2 separate regions of the Homo sapiens genome follow, and region 1 is linked to region 2. A link is a contact called in ENCODE Hi-C or POLR2A ChIA-PET data. All regions are on one chromosome and are shown on one strand. The core of a region is the stretch at or near the end of the contact, and the rest is flanking DNA. Distances in the headings are between cores, read along the strand shown.

Region 1 (6,592 bases), core at 1,497-3,996, 46 kb before region 2:
CCCTGAGCTACAGCTTGTGGTGGACAAAAAAATGTTAGCAATAATCATTGCTCAGGGTTCCTTTCAGGGACTTATTAGAAGAGACCAGATTTTCAGACAAGAACATGAGATAGTACCTAAGAAGTGATTGATTACGGGCTGTGGCATTCAGAGAAAGTACAACTGGGAGGGATCTGGAAGGCTTGATGAGGGAGGTGGACTTTGATGTGGACCCAGTAGAAAGAGTAAAATTAGTTCAGATGGCACAGGAAGGGGCTTTCTAGGCAGGGGTATGAGGTGAACAAATGGTAACAATGAAAGTGTAATAGGAGCCCAGGTTCCCGGTGGGGAGAGCAGACAGGGGACACAGGGATAGGACTGGCTAAGTGGAAGGAGGCTGAGTTCTGGAAGGTGATGGTGTTTGGACTTCAAGAGGTGGGAATAGGAGAATCCTGTCTCTCAATGCTCAGACCCCTCTCTCTGTCTGAGGCCACATTGCACAAACACCATGCTTATGAGCCATGGGCTCTGATATAGTTTGGCTGTGTCCCCACCCAAATCTCATCTTGAATTGTAACTCCCATAATTCCCAGATTCTGTGGGAGGGACCCAGTGGGAGATAATTGAATCATGGGGCTGGATTCCCCCATACCGTTCTCATGGTAGCAAGTGAGTTCTCACGAGAGCCAATGGTTTTATAAGGGGCTTTTCCTCCTCTTCACTCTGCATTCTCCTTGCTGCCACTATGTGAAGAAGGATGTGTTGCTTCCCCCTCCACCATGATTTTAAGTTTCCTGAAGCCTCCCCAGCCATGCAGAACTGTGAGTCAATTAAACCTCTCTCCTTTATAAATTACCCAGTCTCGGGTATGTCTTTATTATCAGTATGAGAATAGACTAATACAGGCTCCCTGGCCCAGTCACACTGTCCATTATGTCCTTTGGTCCCAGTGAGTCTCCCTGTCCAAGCTTGTGAATGACACAGGCCACTCTGACTTCCAAAATGAAGATGGACTGAAGTCTTGCAGAGAAACAGTGTGGAGGTGTATGCTGTGCTATTGTTGCAGGGGGATATTTATTTTAACCATTTGTTAAGTGTGTAATTCATTGAGTACATTCACACTGTTGTGCAATCATCACCACCATCCATCCTAGAACTTTTACATCTTTTCAAACGAAGCTCTGTCCCCATTAAACAATAACTCCTCATTCTCCTCTCCCTGCCCAGCCCCTGGCAACCACCATTCTACTTCCTGTCTTTTTTTTTTTTTTTTTTTTTTGAGACGGGGTCTTGCCCTGTTGCCCAGGCTGGAGTACAGTGGCACCATCTCGACTCACTGCAAGCTCTGCCTCCCGGGTTCACGCCATTCTCCTGCCTCAGCCTCCCGAGTAGCTGGTACTACAGGCACCGGCCCCCACACCCGACTAAAGTTTTGTGTGTGTGTATTTTTAGTAGAGACGGGGTTTCACCGTGTTAGCCAGGATGGTCTCGATCTCCTGACCTCGTGATCTGCCCACCTTGGCCTCCCAAAGTGCTAGGATTACAAGCATGAGCCACCATGCCCGGCCTTCTACTTCTTGTCTTTATGGATTTGACTTCTCTAGGTACCTCATATAAGTGGAATCATACAGTATTTGTCTTTTTGTGACTGGCTTATTTCACTTAGCATAATGGCCTGGAGGTTCATCCATGCTGTAGCCTGTATCCGAATTTCCTTCCACTTTAAGGCTAAATAAAATTCTGCTGTATGTATTTACCACATTTGTTTATCCATTCTTCTCCCAATAGACGTTTGACTTCCCTCCGTCTTTTGGCTATTGTGAACAATGCTGATGAACGTGGATGTACAGATATCTGCCCCATTCCCTTGCAGGAGGATTGAGCTTTTTAAAAACAAAGTGCTTCCAGCTTTCAAATGATCAGAGCTGATCTGCCGGCCCTCACTGCTAAGGCTCCACAAGGAGCAGATTGCCAGCTTGCCACTGCTTGTGTGCTAAGACCCTCCTCCCTTGAGCAGAGCTGCACAGTATCCTCTGCCAGGGACACAGATCAAAGCTGGCCTCTCGCACCCACCCCTTTTCCCCATTCCGAGCTAGGCTGCTCAGTCTGCGCTTCAGCCAGTGTCAAGGCCTCTTTGCCTTCACTTCTTATCCTGAAGTGCATCAGTCATGTCGAATTTGTCCCTCGCTGAGGTAGCAAATGCTTTGTGCCCTTGCTTGGTAAGTTATTTCCCCACCTTCGAAAATGTATTTAGCCACGATTGTAAAAGCCAACTAAAATCACTCATTAACAGTCTCCCCTCCTGTCCAAGGAGCTCCCCACTTCCTGACTCCCTCCAAAAATCCACGTATGCATCAGCAGAACTAAAGGGCATCCTGTCTTGAAGCATCACTGCCTCTGGGCGTTAATTGCCCAGACTCACATTGCAACACTTTACAGTGATGACACACTCAGGCGAAATGCAGGAGAATTCACAGTTCAGGTTAGCGTTGTCATTAACTCAAGTCTTTGGTGTCAACTCCCTCCCGCCCCGAACGTTCCTGCCTGGCCTTACAGTCAACCTCCCCGATGCATTTTCTGGCCTTTGTTGGTTTGTGTCAGCTCTTGAACATTATTTAAATGTAGTTTGGGGTCCATGAATGCAATTACCATTGTGTTATTATTCAGAGCCAGATTGTTAAGATGCAGGCAGCTGTACAAGGAGATGCCCTGTGCTGTGAGGTCCAATTTAGGAAGGCCTTCCGAGCTGCACGCGCAGGGTTGCTAGGCAACCCCATGCTACAGAAGTGGAGGCCTCACTCCGGAGTGGGAAGAAGCCAGGGCGCCTTCAGGGAATTGGAGGCAGTGGTCAATCTGAGACTGGCACAGCGCCGGGGAGGGAGAGGGAGGCAGCGTGGGCCGAGCCCACGGGCCTGGAGGGGTGGAATCCTGCGAGGAGCGAGGGGCACCCACCCAACTAGCATGCAGTGTGCCTGGGGAGGGGAGAGTGCTGCTGGGAGTGAGAACACAGAGAAGGTGCAGAAGCCTGAGGTCGGCCGGGAAACTGCTGAGGATACCCAGAGCAGATGCTAATATGATTCTCCGTCCCTTTCTTCTCTTTGCAGGAAATGAGCAGATTTGCAGAAAAACTGGTGTCCTGAAATTTAAAACTAAGGCATCGGTGCTTGTGAGTATGAATTTTGCTTTTTTAGTTCTGTGGCTTAACAATGTTCCTGGGAAGTGGGTGGATTTCCCTGTTAGGGGAAAAGAGCATGACCTGGATGGGATTGGCTTTTGGTTCTTCTTCTGGAAGCTTCCTCCCTTGGGGTGGAGCTGAACCCAGGAATGTAAGGCACTGAATTGGAGGAGGGTGGTTTGAACCCTGGCTCTGCCCTCTAAGTGGAGAATGTTCCCACTGGCTCATGAAAGAGTCACTCCCTTGACTCGATTGCTGTGCGGGAGAGCAGGACTCTAGAAAAAAGAGAGATGTGCATTTTTTTTTTACTTGGGGCCACAAACAGTTTGTACAGTTCTAAGTTTGCTGCTAGGTTGACCCCCTATTCAGAACAGTAAATTCTCATAGAGGCCATTTAACAGTGTGTTAAACTAAGTGCAGTCACAGGAACCAATCCATTAATCAATCTGAGAATGTCATTAATCACCAGGTGCCAGGCAGCACCTGGAAGCTCTGGGAAATCCACGAGAAGCAGCAGGCATTGGCTCTGTTTTGGAGGAGCTTTCAGTCCAGTTCAGGAAGAGAAGACACCTGCATATGAGACAAAGAACTTTATGACCAGGTGTGTGCACCAGCTCTGGCTGGCATGGCCCGGGCAGAAATGCTGGGGATGGGAAATGGTTAGGGAAGACTTCCTGGAGAAGGAGAGGCTTGAACTGGACTGATGGAGGAGGGAGGCCATTCCAGGAAGGAAGGAACAGGGGTGGATGCCTATGTGGAGGATGGTGTAGGCATGGGTCTGAGGGTGGGAGGGGAGAAGATGCTGGTGAGGTTGGACAGGGCCAGGTGCTGGAGGGCTTGGCATGGCTTCAGGAATGGTCCAGATGCAAAGAATCAGGATGGAATAAAGGATTCTTCACCTATGTAAATAAAATTTAGTTTCTGCCTGTTTGTCGGCCACTCCACGATATGAAAATGGCTGCATGAATTTTTCACAAACTTGAGGTTGTATTTGAGATCAGTCTATACACTGAGTAGATTATAGGAAATCTGCATTGGAGATACTCCCTTTGTCTCAGAGAGAGAGAGGGAATGAGAAAGACAGAGAGAGAGAGAGAGAGAGAGAAAATTCTCCACACAGCTGCAGCCAAGGGCCACCAGAGCCCTGTGAGGCCAGTAATGGGGCCACATCTTGAGCTCCTGGCGGACAGTCACCAATACAGCACTCCCAATTGTCCACTTGCCTTTCCCCCAGAGCCACTTCTCACGCAGGGAGCTCTAGGTACTGTGCTCAGGATGAGGGGCAGCTGGGATATATTTATTTAATGATGATTAATTAATATTTGTCCCAAGCAAGCAGGAGAAGGTAGCTAGTTATAAATCTCCATAACAACAGCCAGTATTCACATTGGATGAGCAATTTGCAGCACTCTTGAAGGTACTGCCTCATAGGTGCTTTACAAAGGCTCTATCCAGTATTCCCATTTTGCAGATGAAGAAACTGAGGCTCAGAATCATTCAATATTTGCTCTAGTTTGCTCTGCTAGTAAGTGGTAGAGCTGCCTAAGACGTCCACACTGACTTTCCGCTGCACATAACTGGACATTGCTCAGATTATGCAACAGGTCCTTTTGGCTCAGCCCTTGCCTCCTGCTTATTCATCCTGGGGAAGAAGAGTCATCATTGTGCTGCGCCACGGGGTCCAGTTGTCAGAACTCTGTCTGTTCTGGATGTCCATGTTTTGCTGTTGCTGGCTTTCGTGGGCTGTATTATGTCAGACTGGTGGTCTTCGGCAAGGCAGGAAGGTGGTTATGGTGCTGCCTTCAAGGAGGAAGGCTCACGTGTGCTTCCAACTCCTGGGACAACCCTCTGAAAAGATGCTGGAGGGCTTCATTTTGAGCCACTGGTGACTGACTTAGGTTGGGCTTCCTAGAAGCAGAGCCTGAGTCAGTTTTCAGTGGGATGTGATGTATCCAGGGAGAGCTCTTAGGAAACACTTGTCAAGGAGAGAGGGAAGCAGGGTAAAGAAGCAAGAGCTGAGTGGGAATGTGGTCTCAGGGCAGGTCTCCCTGGGTCTGGTCCACATCAACTGCACTGCAGTGATGTCTGACTTGGAGGCAGGGGGCAGGGCTTGTGTGTCCCCTTATTTGTCAGCAGCTGCCCCCAGAGTGTTGCTGGTGGTGCAGCTTCCAAGGCATCACCTCAACCAAGAGCAAGGACCCGAGAATGTCATGAGTGAAAGCTGTGTACCACACTCAGCAGCTGGGGAGTAGGTACAGAGACCTGGGCAGGGCATCAATTGCTTTTATTCTCATGCGTGTGAGCACCACTCTTGTCAAGACAGCCAAATGTCATTTTCACTGACCTGGCAGTAATTTTCATTGCAGTAAGATTGTATTTTGGGAGTATAGGTATTAAAATAGAAATCAATCCCGAAGTCTGTTTTTTTAACTGAAAATAACATGTGCTTTTTTAACTGGAATTTTATTCTTAACAGACAGTATCGTCTCAAGGCTCTAAATTCAAAAGTACCAGAAGGTATATTGTAAAAAGTCTCCCCTCTACCTCTGGCCTCAAGCAGGCTCCTGTCCTAGAGACAACCAATATTGCCAGAGTTTTGTGTTACTTTCCAATGATAGTCTACAACCAACAAGACTGTGGTTTAGATTCCAAAATTTTGGTGAATCTGATGCAGTATAGAAAGGTGCCACCTTCTTGGGTCTTTAGAGTCAGCAGTTGGGGTTATTCCAGAAGGGATTGAGCCGAAATAGGCCTTTTCTTTGGAGAGGGAGCAATTAATAGCCTGATTCAGCTCTCAGTGGAATGTTTAAAATGCATAAGAACTTTACAAACGTTTTCGAACTCTTTAGAGTTACTATATAAACAATTGATATAGGAATTGAAAATTATTTTTACTTCTAATTGCAAATAATAAATTATTTTTATTTCTCATTGCAAATAATAATTATTATTTAAAGCAAATTATACATAAAATTTAAATTATTATTTAAAGCAAATTATTTGAGATACCGCATGACAGCCCCTGGAATTCCCAAATATTTAAAATAATTTAAAATTTCACTAACTTCACTATTTAGTGCAAATCATTGAGGTCTCCCTGCATTTATTATCTGATGTCATTTGCATATTGTGTATTCTGTTTCCAAAGTGCATTTAGATTTCCTGCATTGTCAGCACCGTGTGAGTTTTCACTGTGGTTTCCTTTTATTCAGTGACTTGACTATAATTTGGAGGTACTTCCTCAACACAGGATCTGGTCCAAGATGGAATGGGTTCTTTTGGTGGCGAGCCCCCTCTGGTAGAAGGGGCTGAAACAGGAGCTAGGTCATCCGTCAGCACAGTTACACAGCTGATCCACACTGCCTGACAACAGGCTTAGAAGACGTCTAAGGTCCTGTCATAGCTGAGTCTCCTCTGTGCATCTTTGGTATTATCATG
Region 2 (6,658 bases), core at 2,075-4,574:
TCAGGGATCCTGGCTTGCACACAGTAAGTGGTAATTTAATATAAGGTGAATTAGTTGTTTGTCCTAGGGTGAGGTTCTTAGTGCATTTTTTTCTTAGTTTTCTGTGCATAAATGTTCTCTTAAAAACAGAAAGTGTCTTTAGAAGCACAGAATTAAATCTTTCCCCTGCTTTGGAGGTAAGTGCCGGTGACCCTGCTGGAGGAAGAAAAAAGCACTCCCCTGGGAGGCAGATGGCCAAGGTTCCACTGCAGCAGCTCCACCTGTGCTCCCAGTGTGACCTCAGGCAAGTCACCTCCCCACCCTCAACCCCACTTCCTCACTGTATATGGGAGCTATAATGCTGCTCCTGGCCCCTGAGGGTGGGGAACAAATGAGATGAGAGGCTGCTGGAGATGGAAAAGTGGTTTGCCTAAGGATGGGGCTGAATGATCTGGACTCACCCACCTGAGTTCATGGTAGATGTTTATCTGTTTATTATCTTTCCCCTGCTAGAAGAAGGTCAGCTCCATAAGGGTGGAGACCACGTGGATTGTTCACCACTTTATAGCCAAAGCCTGGAGTGGTGTGGGGCACAGAATAGGTAGTACATACCTGTGAAGGGAAGGAAGGGAGAGAGGAGCAAAAGGAGGAGGAAGGGAGAAGGAAGGTGAACAGGAAGGAAGAGTCAAGAAGGGAGAGAGGGAGGAGTGAAGGAAGGAGGGAGGAAGGAAGACAAGAGGGAATCTGCCTCCCCTAGCTAGTGGTGCCACCCCCTTTCCTGCCACTATCCCACCTTGGCCAAATTCTGACCAAGCCCTCCTCCTCTGGGATCCATGGTGACAGGCCCAGCCACCCCAACTCCTCCCCACAAGCCAGGCTTAGCTGAAGCTCCTGCCTGGCACCCTCCCCTCCTCCCACAGTGGGTGCCTGATGGTGTTACCTGATACAGTCTGGGAGGAGGGTGAGGCCCTGGCAGCCCTGGGGCCCTCAGGCTGTGAGCAGAGGTCTGGGACCCCGCACAGCCTACTGTGCAGCCAGCCAGGCTAGGAGTCCTGCCCTGCACTCCAGCCTGGCAGGGTACTTTCCCACAGAGAGAACAACCCAGCACCCTGTGCTTGGCCCACACCTCCCCCTCGGAGGTTCCTGAGGGCCCCAGACAAGCACCGGCTGGTCTCCCAGTGCTCCTAAATGGGAGGCAGGCTCTGCTGGCCCCCAATCCTCCCTCTGGGGCTACAGCTCCTTGCCCTTGCCTTCCAGCCCCTGCAGGACAGGGCAGCCAAAGGCCAGTAAGCCCAAAGGACTCCATTTCTCTGGATCACCATTATGTTCTGGAAGAAGTGGAGGAGTTTGATGGAGTTTGGCAAATGGCCGATAGGTTCCAAATGGCTGGGTTGCCCCCCTAACACACAGTGGCAGAAATGTATGTAGCCTTGGCAACTAACAGATTTGGGTAAACTCGGTGACCATATAAAGGGCTGTTAAAGTGTAGCTTAGCTTCAGTTCGTGGCTCCCTGTCTGTTCTCAATGCTAAACGGCAATGCATTATTATTTCAAATTGGCATTTAATACATTTCAATAAAATCTGATCTGTGGATGAAAGTGATAGAGCCATGCCATTACAATCCACAGGTGCTAATATGCAAACAGTGGAGTTCAGAACGGTGAGGTCATAGCCTGTGATTGGACAGGAAGCCAGAGGGGCCACGAAGGAAGAGGCTTGGCATGTCCCTCCTCCCTTGAGCTGGTTCCATTTTCTTTCAGTTTTCCTCAAAATTTAATTAAACATTTGTTAAGCATCCAAGAAGTACAAGGAGGAATGACAAGTGTAGCCTGTGTTAAATGCGGTGTGAAATGTTCACTCCAGCGAGAGAAAGACTGACCCGCTGCCCACGCCACCGTGACACCATAAATATTAGCCTACCTAGTGTGATGAGATTATGGGTTACTTTCCCCCCCGCCCAGTTCACGAATTTTCTCTACAATGGAAGAATTTCATCAAGACAAGATCCAGTCCTTCTGTTTCCCAGATCTAGGATTCTCTCAATAAACACCTGTACCACACATACCTGCCTGGGGCCAGTGACATACCAGGCACGATACAGTAAGAAAAGATGCATGGGTCCTTGCCATCAAGTAGCCAACATTCTAGTGGGAGGGACAGTCAAATAAAAAAATCAATGCGAGCATGAATCCTCTGATCAAGGGTCTGAAATAGATAATGGGGCACAAGATCCTAATTTATCTATGTGGTCAGGAAAGGCCTCTCTGAGGAGGTGACATTCCTGCAAGACCCAAAGTTGGGGGAGCATTTCAGGCTGGGAAATTTGCATAAGCCAAGTCCCACAGCAGGAAGGAGAAGGAACAGTGGGGGGGGTGGTGCGGGGGGGATGCCTATCTGTGATTGCAGTATGGGGTGCAGGGAGTTTGGCGAGAGAAGGGCCTTGAGGGCTATGGTGAATAGTCTAAAGTGCATGTGAGTGCCCTATGACAGGACCAGATGCCTGTTTTAAGTGGATTGCTTTGGCAGTCGTGTGGCGTTGGGCCGAAGGAGCAGAACAGGAATGGGGCAGAGAGACCAGTTAGGAGGTGCCTGTAGAAGTCAAGGTGAGAGGGGATAGAGGCTCCGCCAAGGGCAGCAGTGGCAGAGGTGGCAGGAAGAGGGCAGGTTCGAGCTCTATTTTGGAGACAGACTTGCTGATGGATGGTTTGGCTGGGGGCGCGGGTGGGGGCCAGGAAGGACAGGGAGGCAGCAAGCGTGGCGCTGAGTTTCTGGCTTGAGTATCACTCATTCCCATGTCTGCACATCCTCTAGGATGACTTGCTTCAGCACTCTAGCAAAGGCCAACCTCCCTCTCAGCCTCCCCCTGCCTAACAATACCCTCTTGGGTTCAGGAAGAGTCATTACCCTGCTTGTTCAGATGGATAAACTGAGGCATGCATCAGCAAACCACACTGCCCCTTAGGGAACCAATTGTATGAACCAAAGAGCCAGAGCTTGAACCCCAGGTTGCCTTGAGTCACCAGAGTCACAAAGATGCAGTGTGATGTCCAATTTTATCATATGTCAGGCGGTGTGACCTTAAACAAGTTGTAAAACTTCTCTGAGCTCCAGTTTCCTTATCAGTAAGATGGAGGAAATAACAAGATCTACCCCACAGCGTGGTTGCATAGAGTGAGGGCATAGGCCCTCAGTCAATATTAGTATACTCTTTGCAGATCACAGAGCTCATACATGTGTCTGCCTCTTTATGCACGTGTGTGCAGACACTCTGTATCTGCGTGTGCTTGTGGGCACAAAGCTGTTTGTGTGCCTACATTACAACCCCAGCAGATGACTAGGCCCTGCTGAGGTTTCAAGTTAAGACAGTAGCATGTTTGCTTATGTGCTTCTGTTTAGCTTTCTGAGCCATGCTCGGTGGTTGAAGTAGGAGCTTTCGTCCTCACTGGAACATGAGTGAGTTGTTGAGTTTGGAGCCAGCTGTGAAAGTCAGGGCAGGCTTGCCGTGTGAAGCCAGCGGGCTTCCACGTGCTCTGGCTGACCTGAACCGGGAAGGCGGGGAGCCAGAGGTGGGGGCTGAGAAGGGCTAGGGCTGGAGGAAGGGAGCTGAGGAGGAGGAGGAGGCCAAAGAGGGCCTAGGAAGGAATCCAGGCCCAAAAGGAAATGCACACTCAGATCTGGAGTCTGGTGCATCCAGAGCCCCTTCTGTGGGTGGCTTTGGGAGCCTCCCCTTGCCCTCTCTCCCCACCCACTTCACTAAGACTGCTTTATGTTCCTGTTCCCAGGAGGCAGCTGGCACCGAGGGAGGCTGGAGGGGTGGTGGGGCGGGGCTCCCCACTTTGTGCCCAGAGCCATTCTGAAGGGTGTGTCCCAGCAGGGCACACACACACAGTGATTAGGGGGAGGGAGGAGTGGCATTCACTGTCCACTGCAGGACCCAGCCGGTGGGCTGGACAGCAGCCAGCTCTCCCCAGGCTCTTGGCTGCAATATCACTGGCCCTGGCACCACCCATAGCCTACCCAGACACTCCTTCCAGTCCGGGGACTGGAACCCTGGCTAGGAGGAGCCGCCTGGGGGTAAGCTGGGCTGGGCACCTCAACTCTGTGCACCCCTCCCTACAGCTTCCCTCCCACATCCCGCTCCAGCTGGGTTTGAAAAGGTGCTCCCATCCTTCCTCCTCTCCAAACAAGGCTCTGCCCTGCACTCTCTCCTTTCAGCCAGAAGCTGCACCCATAAACTGGCTCTACCTCATAGACCCCCTCCTGTTTTCTTAACTACTGAGTGAACCCTCTGAACCAGGCCAGCTGCTGGCTTTCCCCAGTGACTCCCCCTCCTGCCTCCACTCCCGCACCTGACATGCCCTCCTCTCCTGCTCCCTGCAGCACCATCTTCCAGGCCTGCCCAGCCCCACTCCTCCTGTAGCCCTGTCCCTGTGAGCCTGCCTTACTAACTGCTCTGCAAAAGCACTGCCCTGTTCCTTATGCACCCACAGGGTGCTGGATGCACCTTGCCCCACTCTCCAGTCCGCCTGTGCTTTATCTGCCCCACAAGAAGAGAGGCTCCGAGGTTGGCACCCCACTGCACCCACCCCACCTCCACCCAGGCCGCTGAGGCAAACCCTTTACGGGCACACAGCAAACACTTCTGGATTCATACTGATTCCATCCAGGTCATGTGTTGGCACCTTTACCTCCTGGGGTCTGGGAGTGGAGTGTGGAGTTAATGCTTCATTGGATATTTAACTAGTGCCTTTGTGGACAAAGGGATTTGACTTCTCAGTCTTTGTCTTGGGTGTTCCGGGAGTACCTGGTTTTTGATAAAAAGCTATGGAGTCATCCAATCTTGGAAACTGTCCACCTGCTCTGATGAAGCACCCCTGCTTCTTCCCTTCAGCACCCAATTCCCTGACCTAGCAGCCTCTCCCCACCACATCCTGGCTGCCCAGCCTCTCTCTCCCCTCACGCAGCAGTCCACAGCCCTCTTTCCACAGCATGGAGGGTTTGACAGATGCATTCTAGTCTATTGTGGAAATGCCTGCTCCCCTGCCTGCAGCGGTGGGTATTTACAGTTTTAGAGGGAACCACAGAGAGAGACCCGACCTTTCCTGCCTTCCTGACACAAGTTTCCCTGCCTCTCTGGGGCAGGCTCCCTGCAGGGCATACCCCGAGAAGGAATGAATCTCTAACATTGGAATTTCAGGCAAGGGGCACCTGTTGGAGGAGATAGTTTTGTCTGAACCATCTTTCTGGGGCTCTGCAAAGCACAGCCTCATCCCTGGACCTTCATGGCCAATGCACCTTTGAGATTTACTTCTGGTTTCAGGATCCTTTAAGGCTCATGGCCTGCCGGAGAAGAGTGGCAGAGGCCATGGAAGGCCAAGCACCTCGTTGGACTCTTGTTTTGTGCTTATTTTCCATGGCACCGGGGTAAGATGATCAACAGGAAAGATTCACTCCCCTGGCGCTTCCCCCATTTCTGAGAACAGTCAGCAGAGGTATCAAGGCATTAAATGGTTATTTCCTCCAGGTGACCAGTCAGTTCCAGGGTAAAAGAGGCCTGACAGCACCCAGCTGGCCAGAGCCTCCCAGGTGGCAGTTTTCAAGAAGGCTCGAAGGAGAGGTTTGTGTGAGGTTTGAAGGAAAGGCCTGGGAGAGGGTGTTTGGCCACACCTCTGTGATTGGTGGCTGGCCCACCCCAGTGTGGACTGCCGGAATCTCCAGTTGGCATTTCTGAGTCAGCCTGCGTGATATGTCTGTTTGTTCGAGGGGAAGGGGTGTCTGTGGGTCCCACCCACAAGGTCTCATGATCTCCAACGGAGGAGGGAGCTGCAGTGCTGTGGTTACTTCCTGCACTCCCTCTTTTTTTTGTTACTTAAAGGATTGCTGTTTAGTGTTTGATTTGGTTAAGTTACACTCACGACCCTGTAAGGAGAAAACATATAATTCTAGTAATTTTATTGGGCTTAGGTTTCAGGCAAATGGAAATAAATTGCCTCTAAAAAGACAGACACGCTGAATTGAATAAAACAATAATAATAAAAAGCCTCCCTTGCTTTGAGATAAGTGGTAAGTCATTTTGTGAAGTACTAGAGAAGGAGAGTGGGGGGAAACCCACAAAAAACAAAACGGAGGAACCCGGAAGAAAAGAGGGGAAAAGAAAAGCTCCTCCACCGCCCTTGCCTTTATTTCTGCTTTACCTTTTCCAAAGATCTTAATTTGGTGTCATAAAGTGAAGCGTAACGCGCGAGTGGTGAGATCGTCCTGTCCTGCGCTTAACAGTACAGGTGGACCAAAGGGGCTCCCGGCCAAATACTTCTGGTTGGAGGGTGGGGAGGGAGTGCTCTCTCAAAACCACTCCTGGAATGGCTTAACTCGCCCAGCACGAATCAATGACAACCTCCCGCCGGCTGCGGCAGGCTCCCGCGAGCAGCGCGGCCGCGTGGATTCCCAGCCCGGGACCCTGGCGGCGCTCAGGACACGGCCCGGGCACGAGCGCGGCGTCCCCGGGGCGGCCAGGTGGGTCTGCGGCGGCCTCGGCCCGCCTCTGGGCTAGGATCGGGGCTCTGGGGAGCCCAGCGGCCGGGCCGTGGGGAGGGGGTGGGGGAGGAAGCCCTTCCGGGCGGCCGGGAGAGCGCTGCGGGCATTCTCGCTACGCGCTGCGGGGACCCTGTGGCCGGGTGG

Evidence for each region. A loop is a pair of places that touch in the nucleus more often than their neighbours do. ChIA-PET counts read pairs that join two places held with the same protein, here RNA polymerase II (POLR2A). Pooled maps may share reads with other maps.
Region 1: a map of heart right ventricle shows a loop between it and region 2 (6-fold over the local background). The contact joins two enhancer-like sites. A Hi-C loop is called at or near these places in 3 of 168 maps with a recorded cell type or tissue (GM12878 and heart right ventricle) and 3 of 50 pooled maps. POLR2A ChIA-PET finds 5 or more read pairs at or near these places in 1 of 52 experiments (SK-N-SH).

The regions. Positions count from the first base shown.
Region 1 is chr18:48,182,487-48,189,078 of GRCh38, reverse strand. ZBTB7C (zinc finger and BTB domain containing 7C) reads left to right here. Exons shown (of 5, transcript NM_001318841.2): 3 at 3,084-3,145. ZBTB7C-AS1 (ZBTB7C antisense RNA 1) reads right to left here. Exons shown (of 5, transcript XR_001753437.2): 5 at 5,647-6,592. Among named protein-coding and RNA genes, the nearest start is that of ZBTB7C-AS1, 23 kb to the right of the region's middle. RefSeq lists enhancers at 2,340-2,857, 2,858-3,376. Within about 2 kb of position 2,746, at least 3 of the 41 ENCODE cell types and tissues checked have a DNase peak (open chromatin) inside an H3K27ac peak, as active enhancers do.
Region 2 is chr18:48,136,842-48,143,499 of GRCh38, reverse strand. The region is part of intron 3 of ZBTB7C (zinc finger and BTB domain containing 7C); the gene reads left to right. Among named protein-coding and RNA genes, the nearest start is that of ZBTB7C-AS1, 23 kb to the left of the region's middle. RefSeq lists an enhancer at 3,963-4,462. Within about 2 kb of position 3,324, at least 3 of the 41 ENCODE cell types and tissues checked have a DNase peak (open chromatin) inside an H3K27ac peak, as active enhancers do.